2 separate regions of the Homo sapiens genome follow, and region 2 is linked to region 1. Evidence: read pairs that join two places in POLR2A ChIA-PET (ENCODE). Cell type or tissue: Caco-2. All regions are shown on one strand. Each heading gives the region's core, and the rest is flanking DNA. Links, peaks and the distances in the headings are about the cores only.

The links. Peaks named below come from ENCODE experiments on the same cell type or tissue, not always from the same donor. Only the 100,000 strongest peaks of a DNase experiment are listed, where the experiment ranks them.
Region 2: POLR2A ChIA-PET joins it to region 1 with 10 read pairs; 3 of 35 experiments call an interaction of 5 or more read pairs at or near these places.

What each region holds. Positions count from the first base shown.
Region 1 is chr6:113,873,299-113,876,230 of GRCh38, reverse strand. LOC124901382 (a long non-coding RNA gene) reads right to left here and starts at 2,826. Exons shown (of 3, transcript XR_007059716.1): 1 at 2,408-2,826. It overlaps MROCKI (MARCKS cis regulating lncRNA promoter of cytokines and inflammation), which reads left to right and starts at 2,884. Exons shown (of 3, transcript NR_038863.2): 1 at 2,884-2,932. In Caco-2, for the core only: no CTCF peak of the experiment used is centred there; no DNase peak of the experiment used is centred there.
Region 2 is chr6:113,385,810-113,388,741 of GRCh38, reverse strand. No RefSeq gene overlaps it. Among named protein-coding and RNA genes, the nearest start is that of LINC02518, 46 kb to the left of the region's middle. In Caco-2, for the core only: no CTCF peak of the experiment used is centred there; no DNase peak of the experiment used is centred there.

The sequences.
Region 1 (2,932 bases), core at 207-2,706:
TTTGTATTTTCTTTTTTCTAAATAGTCTATGTTCTTTGCTTGGGTTCTACTGGGATGTTGGTTTTTTAAAAAATTGATTTATAAAAACTCTTTAGGGAGTTTAATCATTGATTTATGAGTGGCAAACATTTTTTCTCAGTTTGTCATTTTTCTTTTGGCTTTACTTAGAGTATTATTTGCCATGCATAACTTTTTACTTTTATGTTGTCAAATTTATCAAAATTTTAACTACTTTGATAGTTAGAAATTCTGCCTTGGATTCTTCTAACACTTTTTCTTCACATTTAAATTTTGTTGTATCTTTTAACACTTAAATCTTCTCTGAGATATGAATTTCCTTTTTTAGGTCATTTTCTGTTATATTTAATTATGTTTAAAATCTTGCCTATTGCCTGTGTGCTTCTCAAGGGCAGGAAACCTGTCTTTTTCATGGCTGTGTCCTGAAAACCTAGCACAATGGATCATATATAAAACACTCTCAGTAAGTATTGATACCATATGAAATAAACTTTAGGCCTGCACTGGGTTCCAAAGATAAAGGCACTCTTTCTGACATCATCTGGGAGGAATTTGTTGACCACGAACAAAGAAGCTACATTTTGAACAAGCATGTTTGAAACTCTAGAACTTAAGGCTCAGCAATACAGAAATATTTTTGAGTCTTTTTTCTCCAGCTATATTTACTGTCTACCATGTGTGACTTCTCTCTCTTCTGATGCTAATTAATTAATACCCCACACGCCAAACCCTTATTTACCACCCTGCACACACAGATCTCCATTAGAAGTCTGGAATGTTGATGGTTGGGTAGGTATTTTAACCTAGCTTAACCTCTATCACAATAATTAATTTTAATTGCTTTTCACCTTGGTTACGTGATCCCCCAACTCCATGGAAATGATATAACCTTGTAAAAAATAAAAAATAATAATAAAAATCTTGACATGAGCTTCTTAAAGAAACAGACGTGAGATTTGACTTTAGCATTCAGTAACCAAAGGTATAAGATACCCAAAACAAAGGAAATGTGGTGCTTTCACTGCTTGTTTTTAGTGCTGCCACTTCTCTCCCAAGGAATGTCGCTGCCTTAAACTCTGTTCTGTGGCAGATACTTCCTGCCCCTATACATCACCTTCAGATGTACTATATGATCAAGATCTTTACCATCTGGCCACTCCTCTAGCTCTAGTGTTCCAAATGGCTTACATTTTTAATGGTTCTTTGTGATCTCCCTGATATAGAAATACAGGTATGCAAGGACATGTGCACTCATAAAGAGTCTATCTTCCTTCTTTGCATTCCTGTGTGCTTTAGCCAGAAGAGATGTTTTAGGATGGTGGTACAGTGAGAAATTTATGAAACAAGGGCCACTGGGCCACCAAGATGACTATTTATGGTTAAGTGGAATCCAAAAGGATGATATGGGGTATCTCTTTCTTTACAAGTAGTAGCCACTGCCATTGAACAAATATTTAAATAATACAAACAATTGTTAATAATTATTTAGCTCCTCTTAAATGAGTCACGTGTCCCCTTTCCATGTATAAAAACCGTATTTATACTTTGTGTTTCCCTTGTGCTACTCAAAAGATCACAATAAAAACATTCTCTTGAAAAATTTACTTAGTTTATTTCACTGACTTAAAAAAAATTTTTTTTTACTGCATTTTATGCTAGATTCACACATTTCACATGGTGGTTGAACATATAAGGAAAGATATATTTTTACCACGGCTTGATAACATTTCTTCAAGATGCTATCCTCACAACAGATTATATTTATTCAGAAAATTTGAAGTGATCTATTTGAAATTACCTCTAGTAGTTTGTTAAAATGTAACAGATCCATTTATAGACTTTTAAAAGATGGAATTTTTATAAAGGTACAGTTGTTTGTTTGTTTTTTAGACAAAGTCTTGTTCTGTCACCAGGCTGGAGTGCAATGGCACGATCTTGGCTCACTGTAATCTCCACCTCCTGGGTTCAAGCGATTCTCCTGCTTCAGCCTTCCGAGTAGCTGGGATTACAGGCGTGTGCCACCACACCCAGCTAATTTTTGTAAAGATGGGATTTCACCATGTTGGCCAGGATGGTCTTGATCTCCTGACCCATTGATCCACCCACCTCAGCCTCTCAAAGTGCTGGGATTACAGGCGTGAGCCAACACGCCTGGCCAAAGGTACAGTTATATGTGAGTTATACAATAGATTCCCAATAGGGTAAGACCCTGGGGGAGTAACATCACTAGAATCCGATGTGTCCATCTCAAATAGTTTTTTACTGAATTGATTATGTCTCAATAATATTTTGGAATCTTGATAAAAACTTACTTGGCTAAAGTATACCATTAATATAAATAAACAATATAAATATAATATAAATAATATAAATAAACAATGGTATTTACCATATTACCTTTACCATGTGTATTTGTATCCAAAACACACTCATTTATACCATATCAAGGCATAGCAACTCCAGTTTGTTTGAAGAACATTACTTGATAAACAGCAACGAAGACAGAAGAGTTGATGGAAATTCTGATATTACTACCACCTCCTTTCCCTACTATTGCCCTTGTAAAACACAGAAATAGTTTGTTCATGTGACCAAATTGAAGTCTTCTTTCACTCAGGAATATAGAATATCCAACATGCGTTGTGGTGCTTTAAAGATGGTCAAAATTCTTTGACATTATCTCATCAAGAGGTGGTGTCAATGTCCTTCTTTCCCAGAATCTGGGTGGGCTCAGAGACTGCTTTGACCAATAAAGCATAGTGGAAGTAAAACTGTGCCAGTGTCTCGGGCTCAGGCTGAAAGAGACTGGCAGCTTTCACTTCCTGTCTTTTGAAAGTCTCTTGAACTTCGGACCTGGGGGAAGCCAGCTGCCGAGTGAGAAGTCTGACTATCCGGAGATGGCGGTGAGTATAGA
Region 2 (2,932 bases), core at 274-2,773, 490 kb after region 1:
AAATGACATATATAGTTTTTATGCCTTCATTTCTCTCAATAACATTCTAATAATTTATTTGTATTGTATTTTATAAAAGTATAGGCAGTAAATACATTTAAAATCATAGACAGTTTGAGACGAACTGCTCTATATCTGTGATTTTCAGACTTTAAGCTGCATATAAATCATCTTGGAATCTTGTTAAAATGCAGATTTTGATTCACCATATCTTGGTGTATCCAGAGATTCTGCATTTGTAACAGGTGCTGTGTGACAAAGATGTTGATGGTCTGAGGACTGTACATTAAATAGCAAGGCAACAGATCGCTTCTGTTATTTTTTGGATAATATTTTTAGTTGTTGTTAGTCACTAGACACTCTTGCTTTATGGGCAACCAGTCTTTAATTTTATACAAAGCATGTAAAGAATACATAGAACTGCGTAGAAACTTCAAAAAGTCAAGGCAATATCCCTGGAGTGACCACTCAGTCTCATGGGCAGGGTTGCTCCAACCATGTCTTCTGGGAAGTTCTGAGCTGGTAGAAGCGGACCCTGGTTTGAGTAGTGAGCAATTTCAAGGATTGTTCAAAGGAAAAAAAGAGGCCAATGGAACTTTGAAATTTGTCAATAGTAGTTCCCCGGGGACTTAATCCATGAACATTTCCTCTGATTTTTGGATGCAGCTTGAATTAATGGAAGTCCTTCCACCCAGCATTTCCACTGAAGGTAAACCAAATTATGTTATCTTTCTCTATAGAATTATTGGCATAAAATCTTTTAAGTATCAGTGCAAAATTATAGATTTATGGCATTGTTTTTTGATGTATTCCTTATATTTTGAGGCTAATTTGTGATAAAAGCCAGAAACATGATGATTTCTTTATGAAAAGCATACCATTTAATAAGTATGGATGAGACTACGGTGCTGAACTAATATAAATATGACGCATTAGTTCTAGGTAGTTTGCAGGCTATGCAATGTTTATATTATACTAAGTATGTTGAGTTAAATGCAGAAATACAACAAAGAGAATCTTAAATGAAAAGAAATAAAAACAGAAGTATATGAAGTTTGCAAAGTGATAGTTAAAGAGTAGTATTTCCTGATTGCAGGCAGTATACAATGCAACATAAGCAGAAAATGGCTAGATAATGGCTTTGAATATGAAGAAAGAAGTGAATGCAAATATAAAACTTATCCTAACATACCATGTTTCAGATAATTCCAAAGAAGCACATTTTCTCAGTGTTATCATGCAAAGTTCTGCATGCCATCTTGCTGTATAAAATATATTGTCATTCCATCTTCATACTTATTTGCAATACTGTTTATTGTAGAAAGAAAACAGAAGGAAAACCCTAAACAAATATTAAACATTCAGGGAAAAACCCTGTTTTATTTTGGATGTCATTTATAATATTTGAAGAAAAAAATGCTAATACTGTGAAGTAAAAGGTTTCTCTTTTTGTTTATCTTTTCCAAAGAGCTTTCTTCACATTTGAATACATCATAAAACTAAACTTTAATAGTAATATTAATTGTGGCACACTACAATAACTCTGACTCTCAAAGTAAGCTTAAGAATCAGTTATGGCCTAAACATTTATTTAAATATGTGTGGCTAGAGATGGTGGCTCAAAACAGGCCCAAAACACACCTGTAATCCTAGCACTTTGGGAGGCCAAGGTGAGAGGATCACTTGAGGCCAGGAGTTTGAGACCAGCCTGGGTAATACAGCAAGACACAGCACCCCCATCTCTACAAAATTTTTTTTTTAATTGGCAGGCATGGTGATGTTCACTGGTAGTCCTAGCTACACAGGCGGCTGAGGCAGAAGGATCATTGAGCCCAGGACTTCAAGCTTACAATGAGCCACAATGGTGCCACTGCACTCCAGCCTGGGTGACAGAGTGAGACCCTGTCACTAAATAAATAAATAAGTATGTGTAAGTATTGAAAAAACTTACTTTGCTTATGGAAATTATTTGCTGTTATTTGAAGAGTACTTAAAAAATAATGATGATAAAATAATAGTAATAATAATAATGATAAAGAGCTTCTAGTACCTTTATTTCTCTGCTAACTATAAAGTACATCCTCATTTAGGGAGGCTGAGGCGGGCGGATCACGAGGTCAGGAGATCGAGACCATCCTGGTTAACACGGTGAAACCCCGTCCCTACTAAAAATACAGAAAATTAGCCGGGCATGGTGGCGGGCACCTGTGGTCCCAGCTACTCGGTAGGCTGAGGCAGGAGAATGGCGTGAACCCGGGAGGCAGAGCTTGGAGTGAGCCAAGATTGCGCCACTGCACTCCAGCCTGGGCGACAGAGCGAGACTCCGTCTCAAAAAAAAAAAAAAAAAAAAAAAAAAAGGTACATCCTCTTTTAAGGAAGTAACACATTAACATTTCCAGGAAGGACATATGGCATTATTCTTTCAAGTCTCCCTCAAAGTCAATTGGAGTTACATATTTTTACAAAATGTGTAAAATAAAATCTTTTTTTACTGCACATTATTGCCTATTATTTCCAAGAGCAAATCAGTAAAATCTGATTATTAGCCAAAGTGATAGAATGCTTTCTGGCAAGCCACTGTCACAGATTCACACTGGGAATTAGGGAACACACAGAGTTGGCAAATAAAGAAAACAATCAACCTCCTACCTTGTCCGATATTTTCATAAGGTTTTTTGAAATAGGGGAGGCCAGAAGAAATTGGAGGAATATTACAGTTTACTTTGACCTAGGATTTTAAAATATCAGAGGAAAATAATACTTTTTTTGGATTGAATAATAATCCTTATAATTTTATAAAACCAACTATACACCTTCTGTGTGTGTGTGTGTGTGTGTGTGTGTGTGTGTTTCTGTTCCTTCATATAGTTGAGTAATCACTGCCCTTACTTTTAGGTAGCCTATAGGTATTTTCATAATTAAATGTTAAGAC